3 separate regions of the Mus musculus genome follow, and regions 1 and 2 are each linked to region 3. A link is a contact called in ENCODE POLR2A ChIA-PET data. All regions are on one chromosome and are shown on one strand. The core of a region is the stretch at or near the end of the contact, and the rest is flanking DNA. Distances in the headings are between cores, read along the strand shown. Region 1 overlaps Abca4 (ATP-binding cassette, sub-family A (ABC1), member 4). Region 2 has its middle 11 kb from the start of Abca4. Region 3 holds the start of Arhgap29 (Rho GTPase activating protein 29).

Region 1 (3,130 bases), core at 15-2,514, 120 kb after region 3:
AAGGAAATCTTCTATGTTATTTTTACATGCTCAGCAATACTTCTCCCATACTCTGCCTTGCCTCTCCTCTACATAGAAGCCTTTGTGTTAGAATAAGACAATAGAAGTTCAAGCCTCCTGGCTTGTTTAGTGAGCCTTCACGTCTCAATCAGTAATCATTAAAAATCTGACATGATCTGAGACTAAGGCCAAAGAGCCTGTGGAATTCTTAATTTCTGAGACATAATGTTCTTCTTCCCAAGGACACCCTGCAGCACCCAACCGTCAAAGACTTCATAAATAGGCAGCTCGGAGAAGAAGGCATTACCACCGAAGCCGTATTAAACTTCTTCTCTAACGGTCCCCAAGAGAAGCAGGCTGATGATATGACCAGCTTTGACTGGAGGGACATATTCAACATCACTGACCGATTCCTACGCTTGGCTAATCAATACCTGGAGGTAAGAGACAGCAATCCTCCTGAGGACCATAGTGAGCCTCTTAAAGATAACGTCATGGGTGAGGCTAGAGACCTGTTAGCCAGTCAGCTGGTGTTGGATTCAGTCTTTCATCCTTCCCACATAGACATAAGGGTCCACGGCCATCTGACAGCATCTTCTCTTCTAGACTTGCATGCAATTGTCCTCACCTCTCGCTAACTTCATGACTCCTCTGGCTCTCTCCTTTTCCCTTTCAGCACACATCCATTCCTAGATATCTCCTGTCTGCCATTGTTCCAATGACCTTCTGTTGGCCAGTATCCACCAAACCTTGAGTCTGAGTCTCGTCGATTACTGGACACCCTTACTCCAAAGTCTTAAGGGCATGTCAGATTCAGCATGTGTCAAAAAATAAACTCATGTTCTCCTTTCCTAGTAAATTCCTGCACTTCTAGTGCCAATTAATTTCAGTAGCCTTTTCAGATTCTTAAGCCAAGAACTTCATCTTTAATTTTCCTTTCTCTTTCACTGTCAGAGAGAGTGGTTCTAGACCGAGTATTACATGGTGCCACTTCTGTGCTGCATGTTTTTGTATCCACATGCCTTATCTCGTCCCCCAGCAATCCCATAGAGCATGTAGTGTTATCGCTGCCAGTACATAGACATAGAAGCCAAGGCTTAAAGAGGTTGAATAAGATCCCACAGCCATTAGGAGTACCAAACAGAGTCCAAATTTGGGTGTGCCTGAATTCAGAGCCAGCCCTGATGACCTCTTTCTTCCCCTGCCACGCCCAGTCACGGTGCTCTGTCTGTTTTCGACCTCCCAATTATCTCTCAACTCTACATCTTGCTCTCTGGGCTCTGGAGGGCTTGAGGCCTTGTACCAGCCTGTCTGAGCAGCTTTCTCCCTGGATTCCAGGGTTTGCGCTGTGTTAATCCAGGCATCCCTCCACGCAGACACCAGCATCACATTCCAAACACACATCTGCTTGCATCACTCAAATGTTTAAAGCCCGAATGACTCAACGCAGAAGCATCCAGCCTGTTTCTCTCCATTGGTAATGCCTCAGCTGCTGACAGCCCTCAGCACTCATCCTTGCACCAGAAAATTCCACAGAAGGAGGGGAACGCCTTTCTCACAGCATAAGCAATACCCCCAAAGGGCCTCCTCCCACGCCCCACTCCCTCTATCAGACTTCTGGGTCTTAATGCCTGGGGAGGGGAGTAGTTCTGACTGGGAGGCCTGGAACACATGCCACTGTGGGGGACTTTAAGCAAGATTCCTATGAAGTGAGGGAGGCATTGTCCCAAAAGAAGATGAAATGTGTGTCTGCTCAAGCCTATAGTGACTTTTTCTTTTGCTACCATCTACCTGTTCATTCTTGTTTGTTTTCTTTGTGGTACTGGGGGTAGAACCCAGGGCCTCATACAGGCCAAGCAAGTGCCCCACCACAGAGCTGCTGAGTCTCTTCAGTCCTACACATCTGCAATTTGAGACTTTGCCCTCAGGTCTTCCTTCTGCTGTCTCACAGGCTTGGAAATTCATTCCTTCATGATCTGCAGCCCTCCCCTCAGACCCTTCAGGCTCCTTTTCAAGTTCAAGTAGGAATAAGCTGTCTGTGTGTCCATCTCGGGCTTGACCGTCAAGATGGGTTACCTGGCATTAGTGGGCACATTTTAGTCATCTTCAGAGCTCAACCTCACAGCCTCCAAGATTTTCACACCTAAAGGTTGATCGCACCCAATGGGCTGGGCCTCAGCCTCCAAAAAACTAAGGCCATTAGGAGGCTGAAGTTTCTTCTAGAAACTGGAAAGGGAGTTAATCCGAGGCCTCTAGGAATGAGCTCTTCTGTCCCAGATGGTGAGTCCTCAGAATAACTCACTGGTGAGAAAAGGCCTGGCTCTGTGTTCTTGGCTGCTCTTGAGGACTCCCGCTGCCCCGGGGCCACGGCATTCCCTAGACCCTCCTTCTCTAGAACCCTGACGCTGACATCACTGCACACGCTCCTGAGGCATCTTCTTAGCTAGTACGAAGCATGGTGGCCGAAGCACCCGAGTTGAAGCAATCCCCATCTTACCTGAAGACAATAATGACCTTGGATGCTTTTTCTAAAACATATTCTGAGCACCAACCCAGACCAGCTGACTCAGAAGTCCCCTTGATTGCCCTGGTACTGCACGTATACTTACAGATCTGGGGCATTTACAGTGACCAATTGATCTCTTCCTTTCTTGCAGTTAAGCCCCCATCCCCAGGCCCACCATTGCTACCGCTGCCCCGTTGTCTTAATCTTAGGCAGACAGAGCCTGCGCATGGGTATGGGTCTGCCAGAGAGCTGATTTGCTCCTATACTGGTTCTCAGCAATGGTTTTGTGAGGTATAGGAAGAATAACTCTTGTCTTTGACTTGACTTTGTATTGTGTATGAAAAATTCCTTTCTTCCTTCTCTCCTTCACTCCCTTCCCCTCCCTCCCTTTGTGTTTCCCTCTCTCCCTTCTTTCTTTCCTTCCTTCCACACCCTACCAACTGACCTATATACCCCAGCCCTAAAGGAATTGTTTTTTTCTAAGCATCTTGTGTTTAATACAGTAGCAATAGATGCGTAATGAGTGTCATTCTCTTAAACAGTTAAGAATTAAGTCTCTGGGTTGAGATTTCGCTAGACTCAATTATCTACTGTTTGTTCCTCCGTCTGCATAGTTGTGAAATG
Region 2 (3,256 bases), core at 546-3,045, 65 kb after region 3:
GGAGGACTACACAGAAAGGCCTTAATAAAAATGAGTCAGCTTCAAGTCACTGTAAAGTTAGGTGTTTGATAGAGCAGAGAAAGTCAATGTGGAAAGCCAGTGACACTAGAAGCATGGTCAGAGCAGACTGCAGACACAGGGTCCTCAAAGCTGCCTCTGACCGTTCTCTACTGAGCCCCTTACTTCTCTATAACAGCAGGGGTGGCCTAAGGCCTATGGACATCTCCCCCAGGTCCATACCCTGCAGTCCTATCCCGCACTCTAGTCGATGAACCAACCAACAAGGAAAGCAATTTGAACCACATCTTCGATTTTTGTATTTTACTCTGCGTCAAGGAGAGAAGTCTGCCAAGCTACCCTGTTCCCCAAGGGCCCCAGTTTCACTTTGAAATGTCAAAGTTTGCCTTGAAAATCCCTGACCTCCTATCCTACAGAAGAAGTGCAGAGGGCTCCGAGAATGGTTTGTGACAGCTTTACCGTCTATCTAGTCCTCACGTTGGCCCCTTTGTTTTCACTGGTAGCTTCTTGGCTGCTGAAGTGAGGTTTGTTGTTGTAGTGGCTGTTGGGTTTTTGTTTTTTTGTTTTTTGTTTTTTGGTTTTTTTTGGTTGTTTGAGACAGAGTTTCTCTGTATAGCCCTGGCTGTCCTGGAACTCACTCTGTAGACCAGGCTGGCCAAGAACTCAGAAGTCCGCCTGCCTCTGCCTCCTGAGTGCTGGGATTAAAGGCGTGCACCACCACGCCCGGCTAGCTATTGGTTTTTATAGCTTGGGTTTTGGTCTTCCATGGTCTTCACTTCAGGCCTCTTAGGATGTTGCTGGGAACTTGCTGGGGCCTTCTCTGGCTGTGAAAGCGGTGTAGCCTTTTACTCTGGTAGACTGTAGACATGCCCAATCTTTCTCCACACAGATTTCAGCAACTTCAACAGCACTTCAGAGAAAAAATGAGCATCTTTGATTAGGATAGGATCCTTCTCCAGCTTTCTTGAGGAGTTTCTGGTTCACCAGAGACAGCTCCCTCCTCGTTTTAGTAGAAACAACCAGTAGTATCAAGAATAAGACTTTTCAGTAGGGCAGTGATGGCACACATTTTTAATCCCATCTCTCAGGAATCAGAGCCAGACAGATCTCCGAGTTTAAGGTTAGCCTGGTCTACAGAGAGTGTTCCAAAACAGACAGAGCTGCACAGAGAAAGAAACCCTGTCTCAAACAAACAAACAAACAAAAACAAAAAAAAAAACCCCACTCTTTTGTTTTAAGGACTGGGTTTTATCTATACTAAGCTGGCTGGAACTATGCAGCTGCAGATGACCTTGAATTTTGACCCTCCTGCGCTTTCCTCCTGAGTGTTGGGATTAAAGCTGTGTACTACTGTGCGTTACAGCTACACCCCAGCCCCAAGAATAGCACTTTTATATAAGTTAGGGTTTTTTCCCCCCTAAGTTTTATTTATTATTTCTTAAGTACACCGTAGCTGACTCCAGACACTCCATAAAATGGCATCAGGTATCATTATGGAGGGTTGTGAGCCACCATGTGGTTGCTGGGATTTGAACTCGGGACCTTCGGAAGAGCAGTCAGTGCGCTTAACCGCTGAGCCATCTCTCCAGCCCCATAAGTTAGTTTTAAGAAAGGAACAGAGAAGCTTCTCATATGTTACTCGTGGGGGCTCCTGGGATAAGGGCTGGAACGGGGGTCTACCTGAACGTCCATTTGCTAAAATAACCATGTGACGTTTTCAGTGGGGCAGAGTCGGGGAGGAGTCCATGGTGGGGCCAAGGCTGACACACAACTTGCAGCTCCGCTTCTCAATCTCTTCTCTCTTCTGCTTCCGGGCCTCAAGGAATAATCGAGAAAGAGACAGGATCAGGGCCAGTGAGTCACTAAGGAAGAAGGGGGGAAGGCTGCGTGGAAATCAAGTTCTCTCTAGAGAGCCAGTTTCTCCCTCTTGACACATTTAATGGAAGGAATCTGAAAACAAATCACACTCTTTCTTTGTCAGGCTGAGCAGGCAGGAACCACAGACATAGTTTCCCACACCGTCTGCTCTGGCTCACAGAAAGCTGCCTCGGGACTTTCCGGTTCCCTTCTGTTGTCCCAAGCTCAAGGTCAGATGGTTGCTGAAAAGCAGACAGCCCTTGTGGTCTCTGGTCGTCATTAGTGGGAAAGCCGTGGAGAAGTCACTGTTGATATCTGTTAGTGAAAGTCAGGCGGGCACCTGCAAGTCCTGAGTCTATGGAAATGTCACTTTCCAACTTCCGGAACATAAATTCCCCAGGGCAGAGGCTGCCATTTGCCTGTAAGGGTTTTTTTTTTTTTTTTCTTTGCCTGCCTTTGTCTCCCAAGATTAGCTTGTTTATCTCATTCATGTTAAGAGGATCATTAAAAAGAAATTGTTCTGAATTTGTCTGGTGCTCTGATTCTCACAAATTATTTCCTGGCACTAGAATGGCTTTCTGTGTTCATTGTGTCGTTTGCTGGTGTTGCTAGCTTCTAGCCAGAGCCTTTTAGAATGTACGACCCTTGGTGCCCAACTACAGCTGAGTTTAGGGACTCCCACACTTGCCTACAGCCCCATCCCCACCACATTTCCCACCCCTCTGATGCCCATTCAGGGCTCTTCTGACCCTAGAAGAGTGGTGCTTAGGGTTTCCAGGCTATGCTTAGTGATAACAGCCCAGACCAATGCTCTTCTTCGAACCACCCCTCCTCCACAGGCCCTTAAAATGCTTATCTGGCAACTTCTCCGTTATGTGTGTAATACCCAGAAAATGTAAGACCTTTGGGCTCTTCGTCTTTTCTGAATGTCAAGCTAGCAAAACTAAATAGTTTTGGAATGAACAAATAACATGCTCTGGGGGATATCAAGCCGCCCCCTCGTTTGTGATAACGCCTTGGTTTAGCTTTACCCTGCCAGCCAAAGAGGAGTTCCTCACCCTGGGAAATACATCTCCTCTAAGGTGCTACCTCCTGAAACCCAGGAAGAGTTTTCCAAAGGTAGCTGACATTTCTGGTTTCTTTCCAGCTGGATTGTTTTCCTCGGGTTAGTGTGATCTGAGAGCCAGCCTGTTTCTACTGACACAAAATTCCAGAGAAATAACTGGGTCTGTACGAAAATGGCCAAAGTGCACAGGGAGCCTTTGGGGGGCTGGCAACAGGCAACAGAGGGGAATAGTCTGACCTATCACTAGGCCTCACCTCCCAAGGGCCAGCAGCTCTCTGCAAAGGTTCAGTTATCCTGGACCAGAAAGAATGGCAA
Region 3 (3,369 bases), core at 622-3,121:
TCCTTTCTTCTCCTGAGTGTGCCCTTCAGTTTTTAGTAACAGTGGTTTCATGGGCTATTCATGGTGCATTATTGTCTTGTAGTGTCTTTATGAGTGCATTTTAAACAACTAAATCTGAAAAAACAATGTGGAGCTAAGTGACCAAGGAGCCTCTGTTGTCAACGTATCTTTGCTTAGAGGCCAATTGGCTTCACTTCCCCCAGAACTTTTTACCTCGAGGTGTCCTCCACTTTTCCCTTAGCTGTAAGTAGTCTTCCTACTGTAGCTTTTTATCTCCGATTCCTTCTCAGCTTTCATTATCTGTCTCTGTCCTTCCCTCACCCTCCTCTCCATAATTGTCTTTGTCCTTACACTTTTCTTTGTCTCTCTCCCAGCTCCTCATGCCCCTTTCTCTCTATCAGTTACTTGTTCATCTTATTTGTTAAGTGACATAATCAGATCCATTTTAATCAGAACACAATCTTCTTTTATATTAGTTGGATGGGAGTGATCGGTGGTGGCTGGGAGCTCAGTGAGATAGACTCTTGTGTAGCCTTAGGCTGGCCTGGAACTCATTGGGTAGCTGAGACTGGCTTTGGAATCTTGATCCATCTGCCTCTATCTCCTAAATTGTAGGACTACAGAAATGTGCCACCAACTTCAACTCAGTTTTCTTTATTAAATGGAATGGCAGATGTATAAAAAGAGAATTGACATATTTTTAAATAACTTAATGGGGGTGTGAGCAGCTAAGAACCACTTGAAGCAGCCACTTCTTACCATTTCCCCCCAAATGTGTGTTTCTAACTGTAGTCGTACTCTCACCCCCTTTATTCTTGAGGATGCCTTTCCTCTTAGTAGCTTGCTTTAAAAGTTCAAACATCAGTTTCCATGCTAAAAGTCTTTGCTACTTTTTTTCCCCGAATGCAATTAAAAGTAGTCTGGTTTTGAGAGGTTCCTGAATATTTGGAGCGCAAATTTGGTATTTTGTGTTTGAGGGCAGAAGGGATATATTTGTATGAATCTTAAAAATCCACTGTAGAGCTAAAGTAACCAAGCAATTCCATATTTATCCTTTCAAGTTACACTAAGGGGGCTGTTTTTCTGGTAATAATTGGAAAATTTAAGTGTCTGTTTTTCAGAAATTTCTCCTGATTCAATGCCTCACTTGTTGGGCCTACAGTATTTCTGTCTTATTTTCTGGTCTCCTTGGGTCCTACTCTCTTCTTTCTTTGCTTGTTTCTCTCTTGGGGTTTGCTGCCCGTTCTTTCACCTCCCCTCACACTGCCCTGGATCCTTTTCCTCCCACAGGTGGCCATTTTTCTGTCTCTATACTGTTCCCACAGGCACCCTCCCCATGTTTTTCTCTAGCTTAGCTTTCTGTGTTGAATTCAAGAGTCCTTGTATTTCGAGGGACCTGCTGCTTTTTAAACCATTCCTTCATATATCCTGAGGTGAGTTTGAAAAGGCAGTTGACCAAACACGGGCCTTGGTGGAAAATTCTGCCCTTTATAAGGGGCTGAATGGTTGTCTGGTTTCGATGTAGTTAATTCTTTTGGAATTAGGGCTAGGTAGGCCTTGTTGCATGTTACCTGAGTGGAGCCTTCGTCTTCAGCTCGTATCATTTCGGGATTTGGTGACAGAAGATGAAAGTGGTCCAGGAAATACACCACCCAAGAATGCCTATTAGCAAATCCAGTTCTAAGGTGACTTTTCCTAAGCAATGTCTTCTGTGAGGAGACCCTGTCAGACCAGAAGCTGCTGACAGACTACCACACCCCGGGCTCCTCTACCTTCTCTGCGCTCTGTCCCCGCCCCTGCGAGTTTGAGCCAATGGGCTGAGCCCCAGGGGGTGGGCTGGGGCGGGGCAGAGGTGGGGCCAGGGCGGAGCACCTCTGCCCCAGCTGCCTCACAGCAGTGCTGGCTCGGCCCGGCATGGAGGATGGAGGCAGCAAGTTTGAGCCCTAGGCGGCACGAGCCGCCGCCGCCAGGCTGTGGGCGTTCATCTGAAGTCGGCACGGGGGATACAGGATGGAGCCCCACGGTGAGTGAGGGGCGGTGGTGCTCGTTTCCACCGAGGCTGCTGAGTTGGGGTTCCCCTGAGTTGCTATCGAGTCTGGGTCCGAATGTGCGGCTAGTTCTCGGTGCTCTTAGTCCTCGCTAAGCTTAGGAACTGGACTGTGAGTTAAGGACCTGCAGGGGTGAGCAGATGGTATTCTAAGTAAAGCTGCCAGTTAGCTCGTATTTACCTACCGAGTACTGAAACTTCCCAATTTGTAACTCCTTTAATTCTCAGGACAGCTCCATGACCCTTGAACTCATTTCTCAAACAGGGAAGCTGAGGTGAAAAATCTGCCCAAAGTAGTAATTGACAGTATCAAGGCTTAATCCTATGCGCCCTTGCCCCAGAATCCGTGCTTTTTGCTCTGGAGCAGTGTGCTCCCGCCAACCCCGCCAGCAATTCTCGCTCCAGATGGGGTGCTCAGTCCCAAAGTATTTTAGGAGTCCCATCGTGCATATTGTTGTCTTCTATGTTTTGTGTTTAGAGAATATTTTTGTTTGAGCACACTCTCAGTGTCTTGGTGTGTTCTCATTTTGTTTTGAATATGTTTGGAGGTTTGATGGTTTTAATTTTAAAACATTTATGGATGCATGTGCTCAAGACCTGGAATTTTGAAGGTAGAATTCTAGTGGCCGATGACAGTCTCTCCTTATCGGTTTTTCACCTTTGAGAGATAACACACCAAACAAATTTTTGGAGACAGGATTGTTACCTGTTAAGGCCTCTGTGACTATCTCTTGTTAGTTGAGTCTTTTGTCTGACACTATCGATGTTGGCTGGCCTTTTTCGTTTCTCTCCTTTCCTCTGTATGCATGAAGTCAGGCATAGGGAACGTGCGCTTTGGCATTGGGTGGTTTTGGCTGATCAGAGGCGAGCCCTCCTTGCCAGGAATGCTAGACATTCTGGAGGCGTGGGGGGCAGGGCAGCTTTTTCTCCCTCTTTTTCCTTTTCCTTTTTCTTTCTTTTTTAGTTATCCTGCTGGGTTCAGACTGCACAGGAATGAAATGTGTGTTGTATATCTTACTTTAGACGTTGTTAAGGATAAAGCTGTTCCCGACATGCTCCCGTTCTGTTTTTGTAGAGTGTTTTTTAAAAGTGTAGTTAAAGACCTTTACACTTGATTCCTGTGTGAGCTTTTTTTCCCAGTGTCTTTTAATAGATTCTCACAAACTCAGAAATTATGCTGAAATAACAGATTTCTGAAATCATGCAATTTTGAACTATAAGAAAGAACTAAAGTGCAGATATTTTGGGAAGTTTTACATCCCAGTTAGCTCTCTGCTTCTGTCATATACATTATGGACTGTGTGAGGGGACATTTGATTGAC

What was found. ChIA-PET counts read pairs that join two places held with the same protein, here RNA polymerase II (POLR2A).
Region 1: POLR2A ChIA-PET joins it to region 3 with 30 read pairs in Patski. The contact joins the enhancer-like site here to the promoter of Arhgap29 in region 3. POLR2A ChIA-PET finds 5 or more read pairs at or near these places in 2 of 5 experiments (Patski and embryonic stem cell).
Region 2: POLR2A ChIA-PET joins it to region 3 with 21 read pairs in Patski. The contact joins the enhancer-like site here to the promoter of Arhgap29 in region 3. POLR2A ChIA-PET finds 5 or more read pairs at or near these places in 3 of 5 experiments (Patski and embryonic stem cell).

What each region holds. Positions count from the first base shown.
Region 1 is chr3:122,087,052-122,090,181 of GRCm38, forward strand. Abca4 (ATP-binding cassette, sub-family A (ABC1), member 4) reads left to right here. Exons shown (of 50, transcript NM_007378.1): 11 at 243-440. Among named protein-coding and RNA genes, the nearest start is that of Gm40138, 38 kb to the right of the region's middle. Within about 2 kb of position 1,265, at least 1 of the 3 ENCODE cell types and tissues checked has a DNase peak (open chromatin) inside an H3K27ac peak, as active enhancers do.
Region 2 is chr3:122,031,401-122,034,656 of GRCm38, forward strand. No RefSeq gene overlaps it. Among named protein-coding and RNA genes, the nearest start is that of Abca4, 11 kb to the right of the region's middle. Within about 2 kb of position 1,796, at least 1 of the 3 ENCODE cell types and tissues checked has a DNase peak (open chromatin) inside an H3K27ac peak, as active enhancers do.
Region 3 is chr3:121,965,935-121,969,303 of GRCm38, forward strand. Arhgap29 (Rho GTPase activating protein 29) reads left to right here and starts at 1,872. Exons shown (of 23, transcript NM_001356524.1): 1 at 1,872-2,023.